5 separate regions of the Homo sapiens genome follow, and all the other regions are linked to region 3. Evidence: chromatin contacts called from ENCODE Hi-C or POLR2A ChIA-PET data. All regions are on one chromosome and are shown on one strand. The core of a region is the stretch at or near the end of the contact, and the rest is flanking DNA. Distances in the headings are between cores, read along the strand shown.

The links. Hi-C counts contacts between places; a loop is a spot of excess contacts on that map. ChIA-PET counts read pairs that join two places held with the same protein, here RNA polymerase II (POLR2A). Pooled maps may share reads with other maps.
Region 1: a loop to region 3 is called in a map with no recorded cell type, with 3 times the contacts of the local background. The contact joins two enhancer-like sites. A Hi-C loop is called at or near these places in 1 of 168 maps with a recorded cell type or tissue (GM12878), 8 of 37 single-sample maps with no recorded cell type and 9 of 50 pooled maps. POLR2A ChIA-PET finds 5 or more read pairs at or near these places in 1 of 52 experiments (GM12878).
Region 2: a pooled map shows a loop between it and region 3 (7-fold over the local background). The contact joins two enhancer-like sites. A Hi-C loop is called at or near these places in 1 of 37 single-sample maps with no recorded cell type and 8 of 50 pooled maps. POLR2A ChIA-PET finds 5 or more read pairs at or near these places in 4 of 52 experiments (GM10248, GM12878, RWPE1 and 1 more).
Region 4: a loop to region 3 is called in a pooled map, with 2.6 times the contacts of the local background. The contact joins two enhancer-like sites. A Hi-C loop is called at or near these places in 6 of 50 pooled maps. POLR2A ChIA-PET finds 5 or more read pairs at or near these places in 2 of 52 experiments (GM12878 and activated CD4-positive, alpha-beta T cell).
Region 5: a pooled map shows a loop between it and region 3 (2.0-fold over the local background). The contact joins the promoter of ITM2C here to the enhancer-like site in region 3. A Hi-C loop is called at or near these places in 17 of 37 single-sample maps with no recorded cell type and 5 of 50 pooled maps. POLR2A ChIA-PET finds 5 or more read pairs at or near these places in 4 of 52 experiments (PC-9, activated B cell, activated CD4-positive, alpha-beta T cell and 1 more).

Annotation. Positions count from the first base shown.
Region 1 is chr2:230,440,465-230,443,164 of GRCh38, reverse strand. It overlaps SP100 (SP100 nuclear antigen), which reads right to left. Exons shown (of 29, transcript NM_001080391.2): 3 at 66-228. LOC101928816 (a long non-coding RNA gene) reads left to right here. Exons shown (of 4, transcript XR_427235.4): 4 at 1-1,730. Among named protein-coding and RNA genes, the nearest start is that of SP100, 26 kb to the right of the region's middle. Within about 2 kb of position 1,449, at least 10 of the 41 ENCODE cell types and tissues checked have a DNase peak (open chromatin) inside an H3K27ac peak, as active enhancers do; they include GM12878, where a contact is called at or near this core.
Region 2 is chr2:230,472,164-230,474,863 of GRCh38, reverse strand. It overlaps SP100 (SP100 nuclear antigen), which reads right to left. Exons shown (of 29, transcript NM_001080391.2): 16 at 1,424-1,540; 17 at 417-470. All of the region lies in intron 3 of LOC101928816 (a long non-coding RNA gene), which reads left to right. Among named protein-coding and RNA genes, the nearest start is that of SP100, 57 kb to the right of the region's middle. Within about 2 kb of position 1,308, at least 7 of the 41 ENCODE cell types and tissues checked have a DNase peak (open chromatin) inside an H3K27ac peak, as active enhancers do; they include GM12878, where a contact is called at or near this core.
Region 3 is chr2:230,659,306-230,662,005 of GRCh38, reverse strand. No RefSeq gene overlaps it. Among named protein-coding and RNA genes, the nearest start is that of LINC01907, 40 kb to the left of the region's middle. RefSeq lists enhancers at 1,376-1,932, 2,567-2,700 and a cis regulatory region at 2,254-2,700. Within about 2 kb of position 1,250, at least 18 of the 41 ENCODE cell types and tissues checked have a DNase peak (open chromatin) inside an H3K27ac peak, as active enhancers do; they include GM12878, where a contact is called at or near this core.
Region 4 is chr2:230,894,321-230,897,020 of GRCh38, reverse strand. GCSIR (GPR55 cis regulatory suppressor of immune response RNA) reads right to left here. Exons shown (of 4, transcript NR_038238.1): 2 at 1,416-1,623; 3 at 1-1,062. Among named protein-coding and RNA genes, the nearest start is that of GCSIR, 9.1 kb to the right of the region's middle. Within about 2 kb of position 1,285, at least 5 of the 41 ENCODE cell types and tissues checked have a DNase peak (open chromatin) inside an H3K27ac peak, as active enhancers do.
Region 5 is chr2:230,863,513-230,866,212 of GRCh38, reverse strand. It overlaps ITM2C (integral membrane protein 2C), which reads right to left and starts at 1,271. Exons shown (of 6, transcript NM_030926.6): 1 at 1,068-1,271. The coding sequence starts at 1,187. RefSeq lists silencers at 72-171, 962-1,051, 1,152-1,521 and enhancers at 1-611, 612-1,270, 1,929-2,587.

The DNA of each region.
Region 1 (2,700 bases), core at 200-2,699, 220 kb after region 3:
GATATCAAAGCATAACTTATTTTGGGGCTGCTTTACCAGATTGTGACATAATAAACTTTACTTACTTCAAACATTTTATTTGTGATGAGATCACGATCACGGAGGCCCTCGAGGAATGGAAATGTCTTTTTTATTGCATTTGAAATCTCCACCTTATTTCTTTTGAAGTGCTTGAATACAATGTCATAGAGCAGCCTGTCATCTACACCCTGGTCTTCCGTGAACATCCTAGGGAAAAAGGACACCATGTGAAAATGGTCATCAAGATTCTGAGATGTTTGTGGAGGCTGTAAGAGTTTACATATAAAGGACAAGCTACAAAGAATGAACATATATAAATTAGGTGGTCCTCAGTAGAGGCCAGAATAAATGCAATTGAAGCAACAAAAAAGATGTAATAGAAGAAATGGAGGTTGTGAAAAACTAATATAGAGGACTGAAAAAGTTCTGTCTAAACTGAACAAAGCCATTGTAAAGATACCTTCACCTAACCATATATGGAATATTTTTTGAAATAAAAATTAAATTCCTACAGAATCTAGGTGGAATAAACAGGTCATCCACAGAGAAATGAAAAACAATGGAATAAAAATAAAATCTAACCTTGAATATGCATCTTAATCAACTGAGAGAAAACAAATCTGAGAAAGATGAAAATAACATGTCCTTCTCTAATCTGTAGCTGTTAAGAAAGAAATATAATCCTACATCATTAATTCACAAATAATACAATGCAGTTTAATAATAATAATGAGACCACATTATTGAGAATTTCATGAGAATATGAATGATATCTCCTAGAATGCCTGATTCTACTTTGTATTAATATCAATCTCTCTGTATTATTGCTATATATGGTGAATCATTTTAGGCATCTGAATTTCAGAAATTGTTGCCGTTTCCTATGAAAGTAATTTTAAAGTTGAATCTCTAATTCTGGTTCTTAGTTGATTACTTTATTGCTCTGATAATGTTTTAGTCAACATCTCAGTATTTCTTAATATTATGAAAATTTATGAGCCCTTCCTTCCCAACTAGAAGAGAATTATTGGCACTGTCCAGTATCTAACATGAGGCAGGAAACAATAATGTTACATTATTGTTTTGAATTTCTGTAAAAAAAGTTTCTGGTTAAAGATCACTAAAATGATAACAAAGGAATTAGATTCACAATGACAAAGAGAATGGCAGAGGACAATGAGCAGATAAGAGATTTCAAGTAAAATCTTGAAGGTGAAAAGTGGTCAGAAAAGTGCTAGTTGCAATAGCAGATAGGGGATGGATGCTTTCAGAGGTTAGGAATCATGGTGCCCTACAGAATTTGTAAGAAACAATGGAGATTTGAAGGGAGACACAGAGCCAAAAACTGATGTGTTATTTGAGAAATGAACAGAACAGTGTGTGCCCTGCCCGTCAACCCACATCCTGACCATATGCAACCAGGCAGTCTCTCAGGGCAACCACTGCTGTCATTTTTTCCATCGTATCTTAATACTGCCCGCTACTGGATTTTGTATAAATGGGATAAAAGGTATATATGCTTTTGTGTCTGCCTTCTTTTGCTTATCATTCATGTTGATGTGTTGAACAGTAGTTTGTTCATTTTTGTTGTTGAGTGGCATTCCATTGTGTGAATATACCACAATCTGCTTATTCAGTTTTCTGTTCATGGTCATTGGAGTTGATTCCACTTTGAGACTAGTATAAATAAAATTGCTGCTCTTGTACAAGTCTTTTTGTGGCAAGATGTTTTCACTTATCTTGCATAAATATGTAGCAGTGGAATTGCTTGGTCATTGTGTAAGAGTACATTTAACCATTTAAGAACCTGCCAAACTGTTTTTCAAAGACTATCAGAGATAGCCTTTCTAGTTTTAGCCATTCCAGTGTGTGTGATGTGATATGTCATTTTCGTTTTAATTTGTATTTCTTTAATGATAAAATGATGTCAAGCACATTTTCATGTGTTAATTGGCAATTTATTTTTTGTAAAGTGTCTGTTCAAGTCTTTGGCCCATTTATATTATTCAATTTTACTTATTGATGGGTAGGCATTTTTTAAATATATTATGGATAGAAGTGTTTTGTCTGATTTATGTATGGTGAATATTTTCACCCAGTCTGTAGCTTCTCTTTCATTTTCTTAATCATGTCTTTTGATGGGAAGAAATCTGTAATTTTGATGAAATCCAATTTATTTTTTTTTCTTTTATAATTAATGACTTTAGTGTACTATCTAAGAAATATTTGCCTACTCCAAGGTCATGAAAATATTCAAAAAACAATTTACAATATTAGCATGGGTTTATATATGTACTTTCTATGCTATACCATTGATCTATTTGTCTACCCTTATGCTGGTAAGATTTTGCCTTAAATATCATGGCTTAACAAAAGTCTTGAAGTCAATTAGAAAAGATTGGCTTGGATTTTCTAGATTCTTTGCTTTTATACATTATCTTTTCAAATCAGTTTGTCAATTTCTTCAAGAAAAAACTTTAGGACTTTTTTTTGGATTTGAATTGAAGCTACAGATAAATTTGGGGGAGATGACAACAACATTGAGCTTCCAATCTGTTAACATTGTATATCTCTCCATTTACTTACATGTGTTTAATTTTACCCAGCACTGCTTATAGTTTTTAGAAGTCATGTACATCTTTCATTAAATTTATTCCTCTCCAAAAACCTATTGAAATA
Region 2 (2,700 bases), core at 59-2,558, 190 kb after region 3:
AAATCACACCCTTCGCAGCAACATGGATGGAGCGGAGGCCATTATCCTAAGCAACTTAATGCAAGAACAGAAAACCAAATACTGCATGTTCTTACTTACAAGTGGAAGCTAAACATCGAATACACATAAATGTGAAGATGAGAACAAGAGACACTGGGGACCACTAGATGGGGCAGGGGGAGAGGGTGGCATGGGCTGAAGAACCATCTGTTGGGTACTATGCTTACTGCCTGGGTGATGGGATTTTTGGGACACCAAGCCTCAGCATCACACAATTTACCCATGTAACAAACCTGCAAATGCACCCTTTAATCTATAATAAAAGTTGAAAAAAGAAAATGATGATAATAAACCTTAGCATTAAAAAATAGTTCATTTGTAACATAAAAATTAAGTAAATTCTTATTTGTTCTTACTTCTTTTCCCACTGTGTTTTTCCAAAGTAGAATTGTTTTCAACATCCATGGTATCTAGAAAGTGACAGGTAGTGGTCAGAGAACTGTAATTTATAAGTAAAATTTATAAATCTTATGACAATTCACACTGCATGGAAGGCTTGCGTTTATAACAATATTCTGAGTATAATTTATCTGTCTTCCTTCCAAAGGAAACAGACACTGAATTGATGTCTAAGGTCTTCGTCTAGTTCTCTGAGACTTTGAAACAGCTCTTCATTACTTTTATGCACCAATTTCCTCATTTATGAAACAGGGACAGCAACGGTTATCCTGTTCAGCTTTAAAATTTTTATGAATATTAAATATCTTACTTGCAAGAGTTAATAGGAAATCACTATATAAATCAATAACAGTCCAGAGGATATCTTTCAAAACAATGTATTTTTAGCATAAGAGTAGGTATCTGATTTTTCTTTCCTGACAGGTAGCAGGACTATTTGTCTTTTTAGGCCTTTCCAAAGTTGTGACAAAATGACACTATTACCTGTGAGTGGAAGAACATGTTTTCTTTTTTTTTTTTTCAAGAACAAGGATGGAACTCGCTTTATAAATTCAACACTTTACTATTGATATGCTAATATAGTGAGATACTACTATGTTTACCAGTGTATTTTTTTACCACCTAACCAAGAGAGCCCATTCTGTTAAATATGGCTTTATAATGATCTCTTGCCTCCCTGCAGTTCCCAAAAGGGTCGGGTTAAGCAAATGTAGAGAACAGGATTCTGGCGGCACCAAACCTGTTCTTTGTCACAGTCTGCTCACAGTCAAGTGCAGCAGGAAACCGGGACTATGATTTCAGACTTTTGAAATTCTGAAGCTTGGGGCCTGTGGGCCCACTTCCTGTTGGTGATCCAGAGGCTGTTTCATGCTTTGCTTCAACTCTGATCACTTCCCACATCCCTACCCAGTGTCTGTGATATCCACTGAGCCACTTCCATCCCAAGACCCTAGGGTAGCCTTACCCATCATGTCAGATGCTTGACTACTTTCAGTCCTTGCTTCTTGGCTTCTTGGCACACCTTTTGGAAAACACATGACACAGGAGCACTTCTTATTTTCAGGTTCTTGTGGCTGTGATCCTAAATTGTGATTTGTAAACATTTTTATTTGTGCCCACTCCCCTTCAAAGATTCTCCTTCCCCCCAACATTAGTGACTGCCCACTCCCCACAGCTAAATTAAGGGATGGGCTCTACATCTGAAATCTCTTTTTCTTTTGTGGTTCCTCACTGTATTTTTCCCTTCTGTTCATAAATAACCCTGAGAATTTCATCTTGAAATAAAGGGTCAATTAATAGTTTGTTTCAGTGATGAAGAACACTGGAGGAGCAAAGGCTGGTTTTAGGGAAAAAGATGATGTGCTCAGTTTTGGAGGTGTTAAGTTTGAAGGTCTTGAGTAACATCCAAGTGGTGAAGTCTAAGGCCTTCAGAATCTCCAACAGGAGCCTTCTGACACTTGGATGAATGAGTTTAGAAGACAGGGCTGGCTGGAGATACACATGTAGGAATCATGAGGTTGTGGGTGGTGACTGAAATCACAGGAGTGGATGAAATGCCTGGGTGAGGCCTTTTTTAATCTGGGTGAGTCAGAGGGGCCAGGGGACACCTTATTCTGAAAACTTACTGCTATTGTGAATCATGCCTTGTGCTAAAGTTGCTTTTATCTCATGGTCATTTCAGATCCTACAATTTCTCCATCATTCTCTTCTCTCCCATTTACACTTCCCCCTTCTTGCCTCCATTTTTCTCTCATCTTTTAATTCTTTCTCTACATACTTCTTGTTGTACCTAATTTTTTACACCACTCATCACCCTTTGAATGTATCTCATTCCACCTGTTTTTCTGTTTATATCTTTAGATCTAGTTTTATTATTGAGGTGAACTTCTTTCTACTATCACTTCCTCCTTCTATTCTCTCTTCTAGCTTGTTTCTCTGAATCTTGTCTTGACTTTTTTTTTTTTTTTTTTTTTTTTTGAGACGGAGTCTTGCTCGATCGCCCAGGCTGGAGTGCAGTGGTGCGATCTTGGTTCACTGCAAGACCTGCCTCCAAGGTTCACGCCATTCTCCTGCCTCAGCCTCCTGAGTAGCTGGAGCTACAGCTGCCTGCCACCATGCCTGGCTAATTTTTTTTGTTTTTAGTAGAGATGGGGTTTCACCGTTTTAGCCAGGATGGTCTTGATCTCCTGACCTCGTGATCCGCCCACCTCGGCCTCCCAAAGTGCTGGGATTACAGGCATG
Region 3 (2,700 bases), core at 1-2,500:
CAACCCTGTCAACACCTGGATCTCAGACTTCCAGCCTCCAGAATCATGAGGAAGTATACTTCTGTTGCTTAAGGCACCCGGTCTGTGGATCTAGGTAATGGCAGCCCTATCAAACTAATACCACACCTATGTCTAGCTCGGTTCAAAGGATTTTGCATGGGTTGCTCATTTGAGCCTAACCACAACCCTGGTACCATACTCATTTCTCAGATGCAGGAGCTGAGTGCCAGGAAGTGGTGATAAGGGGGCTGGGGAAAGGAAGAAAGTCTAAATCTTGGGGTTCTGGACCTTGTGAGGTTAGGGAAAGGAGCTTTGGTTGCCCGATCTGCCAGGCCCTTCTACATCTGAGCTCTGTGGGGAATCAGGCCTATGGGGAACTGGGGTGCTCAAACCACACCCCTAAGCCGGCCCATGCTATAGCCCTCCATGCCCCCAGTACAGCAGTGCCCCTGTGTCTCTATTTGGAACCCTGGGATCTGAGTCGCTGCCTGGCACTACCCAAAGGGACTCATCTCTATGGTGCAGTTCCAGATACTGAGGCCAACAGGGGTGAGGAAGAGAAGTAAGACAGCCCTAGGCAGGACACATTTCCCCCGTGTGCCTCAAAGGATTTAATCATCATGCACTGACTCTCACGCCTGCCTGGAGAGTCAGATTCTCTAATATGAGATTGTGTGGAGCCCACTGGTTCTTCAACTACCATTCTCAGTCAAGTTGATAGTATGGCTAATATTTATTGAGGTCCTACTATGTGCCAGGCCCTGTCCTAAGTGCATTCCATAGAGTTTCTCATTTAATTTTCTTGGCATCCCTGTGAGATGGTCTTCAATGTTATCACTATTTTACAGATGAGGAAACCGAGGCTTAGAGAGTTCAAGTGTGGAGTTGGGATCCTGTCTGACTCCTATGCTGGCTGTCTATTTCTTTTTTTTTTTTTTTTTTGAGATGGAGTCTCATTCTGTTGCCCAGGCTGGAGTACAGTGGTGCAATCTCGGCTCACTGCAATGCCTGATATGCTGGCTGTCTTAACCATTAACTGGCACTGACTGTATACCTTGCCCTGTGCTGCCTTTGGCTATAGTTGGCTGGACATGTTCCCCAATCCCCTTGTGCTGGGCAGAGAATCAGGAAGGAAGCTGGGGTGTAAGAACGGAAACTGCCAACCAGTACCACAAAGATCTGAACTCTTATTCACGTGGTCTGTAACCTCCTGCCCGCTCTCCCTCCCCCACCCGTGGTCTCTGCCTGGGAGCTGAGATTGTCCCCTTCTGTTTAACTTGGTGTTTGACCCCGGCCACCTGCTGTTCATTTCATTCAGTTTCACCGGGACACCCAGACCAGGGCACGGGAGGTGGCCCTGTTACCAGTTCTTTGTCATCTGTAGCTGGTTGTGAAATGCCCTGGCTGATCCACACCAGAAGAAGGAGAGAAAATTTCCCTGGGGCTGGAATTGCTGGGGCCCTTCCTAGAGGAACAAGCACAGCCCAGAGACAAATCTGAAGCCACTGCCTGTACACGTGGGTTGGGAACTGCCTGTCCAGGACACCTCCTGCAGAAGACTGGCCCAAGGCCTTGTCCTTTCCTTGGCAGGGACAGTGCGGGGACGAGAGAGTCCCAGGGGGGTCATGTGAGCTCTGTTTCCGGAGTCTATCTGGGAACCTTTTCCTTCCCTGCTGGTCCACATTCCCGGAGCTCTGCGAGTCAGCATCGAGGTGAAGGTGGGCCAGCGCAGGCCCTTCCCTGTGGCCTCTGAGTCTGGGGGGGTTGCCATCCTCTGGGTCTGATGTACCCTCCTTATGTGCAGGGTGGGGGGTGCAGAAGTAGAGTAAGTGGGCCAGGCGCGGTGGCTCACGCCTGTAATCCCAGCACTTTGGGAGGCCGAGGAGGGTGGATCACGAGGTCACAAGATCGAGACCAGTCTGACCAACATGGTGAAACCCTGTCTCTGCTAAAAATACAAAAAAATTAGCTGGGCACAGTGGCACGTGCCTGTAATCGCAGCTACTCGGGTGGCTGAGGCAGGAGAATTGCTTGAACCTGGGAAGCGGAGGTTGCAGTGAGCTGAGATCACGCCACTGCACTCCAGCCTGGTGACGGAGCAAGACTCCGTCTCAAAAAAAAAAGAAGTAGAGTAATTGTGCCCAGGAGCCCAATCCATGTCTGTTAGGAGCCTGCTTCCTGCCACCGGTCCCTGGGTGGCACACTGGAAGGTGCTTGGCATAGAACGAGGGCAGTGGTGTGTCAGCAGGCCGGGCACAGAGGCAGATGGACTGGGGGCCTTGTTGAGAAGCCAGAGGCCATGTCGAGGCTGCACAAGGCCGTGACTGCCTGCTTGAGTCTGGGGAAGCTGCAGGGCTCCTGTTCCAGGTGCCCACCAGCCACTGCGCCAGGGGAAATGCCTCTGAGAGCACATCAGGGGCTTCTCAAGCTGCAGCCACAGGGGCTGGGCTTGGCACAGAGTGACGGAGGAGGGGGCTGTTCCTGCAGGTTTTGGTAAGGCGCTGCCTCCTAACCACAGCTGATCCTATGTATGGGCTGATGTCTAGGCTCTTCTTTAGAAAAATTAGCATAACTGTCTTCCCTTCCACCCCTCCGCACCCCACGACCTGCAATCCCTCTGAGCCCTTATCTTCACTTATCAGACACCCAACACTCTTCTTCTCATTTTCTGAATGACTCCACAGTTCTAGAAATTAAAGC
Region 4 (2,700 bases), core at 36-2,535, 230 kb before region 3:
ATGATGGAGAAAGGCTTTCTGGGAAGCTGGAGTCCACTCAAGTCTTGATTGGATGAGACAGAATCATCTCTGGCAGAGAAGGAAGGCAGCGACCTTACTGGTGCACGAGGTCCCTGGTGTCCACGTATCAGTCCCCAGGGAAAATTCGGATTGGTCACATGTCATCTCCTGAGCCAAGTTCTGTGGCCAGAGAAATAAGGCGCCGACTGGCCAGTCAGGATCACACGCCCATCTCAGAGGCATGTTGGGTGCTGACTGTGGTACTAAGAGGATCCCGTGAAGTGGAAGTGGAGCTCTGGAAGGAACTCAGCATGGCTTGGTTTGGGTTTCTTGGAAAGCAGAGCGGGAAACAAAGGCTCCTGTGCCCCTCCTTTGGTAGGGAGGTGACCCCAGGGAGCAGGTGTGAGAGAAAGGGGAGTGTAGCTGGGAAGGAAGTGGTGCCAACTCCAGGGTGTGTTATGGAGCTGGCCGAGGCTTGGTAACAAACATAACTGCTTGCTCGACCCCAAGGGCCATCCTCCGGGAAGCTGCACAAATGTTTCTCGGCACAATCCTTTTGGGAGAAAAGGAGAATAATTTGTGCACAGGCTCCCAGCTCGCGTTGGGTCGCCTGAAGGGTATTAATTGCCTCTACTTGCTGGTCGTGGATGGATGGATGCAGTGTCTCCCATCCTAGTATCCAGGCAAGCCTAAGGGGTGCATAGCTGGGACCTGAGGCAGGGGCTGCTGGGTGTGCCTGGGTGAAGCCTGTCTGAGTCCATGCAGAGTTGGTGGTCTCAGCTGTGGCTGGGGCCAGTGGCCAATGGCCCACAGATAAGTGAGAGGGTCCAAAGTAGCACATAAGAAGTGTCTCACAGAAAAGGAACTTGAGAGCATGGGGTCAGATAAAACTGAGTCACCACTGTCCTCCTCAAGAACACCTGGTGTCCACACCTCTAACCAGGGCTTCCTGGTGTTTGCACAAAGAGATTATCAGGTGGCCAGGAACGATCAGACTGGAGCAGTCATTGGGTGGAGGGAAGGTCAGCTGTCCTACTGAGATCCAAGGACAGTCCTTAGCCCCTGCTAAAAGGAAGAGGTGGAATTAGTTAGTCCCCTCTGTGGAATCCAGAAAACTCCTCTAAAAGTTGCTCAGCAAATATTTAATGAAGCTGAACAGAAGTCATAAACCCCAGTTCCCTTGTTTTCTTGCCTGTAGTGGAGTTTCTGACACAGCCAAGGGTGTGGATGTGGGTGGAGCTCCAAGGTCAATCAGCGTGGTTTGAAATTTTGCCAAAGGACCTGGAGAGGGTGGCAAGCTGCTGGGTGGCAGAACATCACGGAGGAACCATGTCCACCCAGCCCCAGCCCCCAGCCAGAGAGGGACGAGGAATGTGGCCTCAAGCCTACACCGTGCAGGAGTCTGTCCAGCTTACCGTGTCCTTGTCAAGCCCCAGTCCTCCTCTCTCTGCAGGAGCCAGAAGGTCATAAATCCAAGGAGCCCAGTCCCATTTCTTGGCCTTCAGGGCTGGGGAGGGAGAGGGTGACCCTTGGTGGCTGTTTATGGGGCCGGTCATCATCTACCTGAACGGGAATAGTCAATTCTTCTGCAGTCTGACGGGAACATTGCCAAGGTCAAAAAACCTGTGAAGACATTGGCCTTGGTGGCACAGTATGACATTTATTTATTTATTTACTTATTTATTTCTTTATTTTGAGATGGAGTCTCCCTCTGTCACCCAGGCTGGAGTGCAGTGGCTCTATCTCGGCTCACTGCAACCTCTGCCTCCCAGGTTCAAGCAATTCACTGCCTCAGCCTCCCGAGTAGCTGGGATTACAGGCGCCTGTCCCACACCCAGCTAATTTTTTGTATTTTTAGTAGAGACGGGGTTTCACCATCTTGGCCAGGCTGATCTTGAACTCCTGACCTTGTGATCCACCCATCTTGGACTCCCAAAGTTCTGGGATTACAGGTGTGAGCCACCACGCCCGGCCTAGTATGACATTTAATATGAATTAAACACATAAGTCCCCTTGTTTGCTTGGTTGGTCTGGGTATACCTGTCCCCACAGTGCCCTGGAACTCCCCCATCCTAACACTTAGCGCACTGTCCAATAACTTCCAGTTTCTTCTTCTACCCGACTAGACCATCAGCCTTGCGAGAGTAGGGTTCGTTTCTTGTTCGCCTTTCCATGCCCAGCACACAGCCCAGGGCCCACCACCCTGCCCAAGGCCCACCACCCTGCAGGCTCCGCAGCAATGCTCCAAAAGCCCGTTTTATGTCTTGGTCTAGACATCAGGTCTACCCAGACAAAGAGGCAGAAGAGTGTGGCCCATCTTGGGGATAGCAGGTCTGTGAGCTCCTAGAGGACAGGGGCAGCATGCTGCTCCTCTCTGTCCCCAGTCCCCAACAGGGCCCGGAACATAACGGGGCTCAAGAATATGTGTTGAATGCATGACTGACTCACTTCTCCTTACTCACTTCTGTTTTGGTTCCGTCCCAGGCTGCAGCCTGGGTGAGCTGAACAATGTCATGCACAAAAGAAATTCTCTTAACAGTTTGGAAAACTGTGACACCACCTTCTGTGCAGAAACGGAAGTGGAAGTGGTGGGGGGTGTCTTCACGGCTCCCAGCCTCGGGGCACGTGGTGTGGGGTGTTTGCACCTGCCGTGCACCCAAGACCCCAAGGAGCGGGGGACCGTGTGTGAAACTGGTGAAC
Region 5 (2,700 bases), core at 22-2,521, 200 kb before region 3:
GGCTTGGTAAGCCACAAGACCGCTGGGGGCGGCGCCCACGTAGACACCTTTGCCAGGCACAATAAAACCTGGCTGGGCCAGCTCTCCCTCCCTCCCTGTCCCTGCCCGCCACGCGTTCTGCCCCCTGCGGGCCCTTCCCGGACACAAGGCACGCAGCTCAGACAGTTTTCCACGGCGGAAATGCCTTCTCTCCCCCCCGGCCAGAGGGAAAGTGGAGGAAGCCGGGGTAGGGGAGGGGGATGACAGGGGTGGGGGAACGCGCACAGAGCCCGGGGACCCAGGATGCAAGGGCACTGGGGCAGTTGGGAGCCCTCCCCGTGGGGTCGGGGGACAGCCCAGCGAGAGGCTGGGAATGGAGAAAAGAGAGGGGAGCAGGGAGGCCCAGACGGCAGGGCGTGGGGTGGGAAGGGGGCACCCGGCCTCGGACCCCCGACGTCCAGAGGCCGCAGCGCCGTCGGTTCTGGCTGATTTCCATTTCATCACTTTCTGGTCTGTCAATTCCGGTGCAGGCCAGCAGCACATCCTCTGTCCCTCGCAGCCCCCAATTTCGGAGGAAATCAACGGCCCCACCCTCTTCGTTGGTACCAGACCCCCCCACCCCCAATTCCCCAGCCAATCAGGTCCCACCGCCCTACTTTGGAAAAACTACGTCTAACCCTCCTCCCATCCCCCACCTGGGGACTCGACTCGCGGCTTTCCCAGTTGATTGGAACCAGACGCGTACCCCCCCACCAACATTCCTCGAACTTCTTCGGACCAGCCCCCTCCCCCTATAAGGCGGCGAGGGGGCCCCCACTTTTGGAAGAGACCTCGAGCACTTCTCCACCTGAAGACCAGAACCAGACGCCTCCCACTCTTCGGACTTCAGCTTTTGGCTGCCGCTTTAGTACGGGACTTAAGCCCCCTCCTCATTCTGGGATAAGCAACCATTCGAGACTTCCCAACCCTGCTCCACCCCGGGCTCTGGGGCCCTGACGCGCCTCGGGCAGTCCCCAGGGCCGACGGGGCGCGCCTGGGTCGTGAGCCTGGGTCCCCCGCCCCACCGCCTGAGCCCCAGACCCTCTCACCCTAGCCGGCGTCAGCAGGATCTCGGTGGCCGAGGCCGGCGCAGGGGCCGACGCCGACGCCTTGTCAGCCTTGTCGCCCTTGATGCCAGCCACGGCGGGCTGGAAGCTAATCTTCACCATGGCTGCGCCGGCCCGCGCGTCCGCCCCGCAGCCTCTGCCGGTGCAGCCTCGGTCTCTGCCTCCGCCGCTCCGAGCTCTGCAGGCACCGGAAGTTTGGATCCCGCTCGCGTCCCTCTCTCTAACCCCACCCCCAGCCCTCCCCGCCCCGTCCCCGCGGGAGGGCCCCGGCGCCCGCCGCGCCTGCGCCCCCTTCCCGCCCGCGGGGCCCGCAGTGACCCCTGCCGGGCGCGCCGCTCCGCACCTGGGGCGGGTCGGAGTTCCTTCTGCCGCTCGCTCGCACAGTCACTCACTCGCTCGCTCACTCACTCACTCACTCACTCGCTCACTCATTCATTCAGCCGTCACGCTCGGATCCGTTCTCCGTAGCATAATCCCTTCGCATTCCCTGTCCAAGGCCAGCATCCCCGCAACGCAAGTCTTTGTTAACCCAGTGTTTGCCAGGCAAATGCAGCTTCCAGACAACTCACCCGTCTCTCCTGCCCCACTTCAGGTCTTCCCCTTTAGAAACGCTGGAGCCTCCGCTCTACCTGTCCCCACGCCCCCCTCCTCCGACCTGTCCTTGGCGCGGGGAGGAGGCTTTGAGACAGGCGCCAAACTGCTGCCTCCGTCTTGCCTTCTGAAGCCATCCACGCCTCCTTCATCCTCCATCTTGCTTCTGCCTTCATTCTTTATTCCTGCAAAACCTTCCTGGGGGGTCCTGGGGTGCACGCTGGAGCCGCCTGGAGTGGAGAAGGGAAGGCCGCCCCTGCTCCCTGGCTCCTTCGTGTTGCTGCGACCTCAGTTATTGGGTGACCTCCTGAACTGCCCTTGTCTCACTCATCCAGGAGGACCCTGGCGAGAGTGGAGGGAAGACCCCCAGGGCGGGTGTCAGAGGCTCGGGTTCCACTCAAGACTCTGCTCCTCCCAAGTATCACGGGTACTGGGGAAGCAGGGGCTTCTGTTGCTGGGATGGCTGCTCTTGGCACTAACGCCCTGAATCTTTCCTCTTTGCTCCTGGTCCAGACTGGGCCAGGGACAGCGCCCAGCAACACACACAGGTTGTGCTGAGTGGTCCGCTTTGGTTCTGCTGTTGGGCTGCCAGTGGAGGGCAGGGGAGTCCGTCCGCTTCTTGAGGACAGTCCGGGGTCCTCCACTGATCTCTCTTCTCACCTTTCAGGTCTTTTGCAGCTGCCTTGGGCCCTTAGCGCCCACGTCCCAGACCCGGACCTCTTGGCTCAGATCTTGGATGAACCTAGCAACCTTGAGGACAGACAGGTGGGGAAAGAAGAAAGTCTAACTGATGCTAAGGCCACCAGCCTGGGGAACTGGGGGGAGGGAATGGGGAGGTGGAAGAAGACAGATGGTTTGGAGGAGACGAGGAGGAATCTGGTTTGGCACAGAGCCAGAGAGGAAGGTGTTATGGACTACCGCTCATCACCTGCTCCAGATCCCATGGGAAACCTGGTGTCTGGAGAAGGCAAGCTCCACGTCTTGCTTAGGCCACACCCCCAACATGCATTCCTTCACTCAGTGT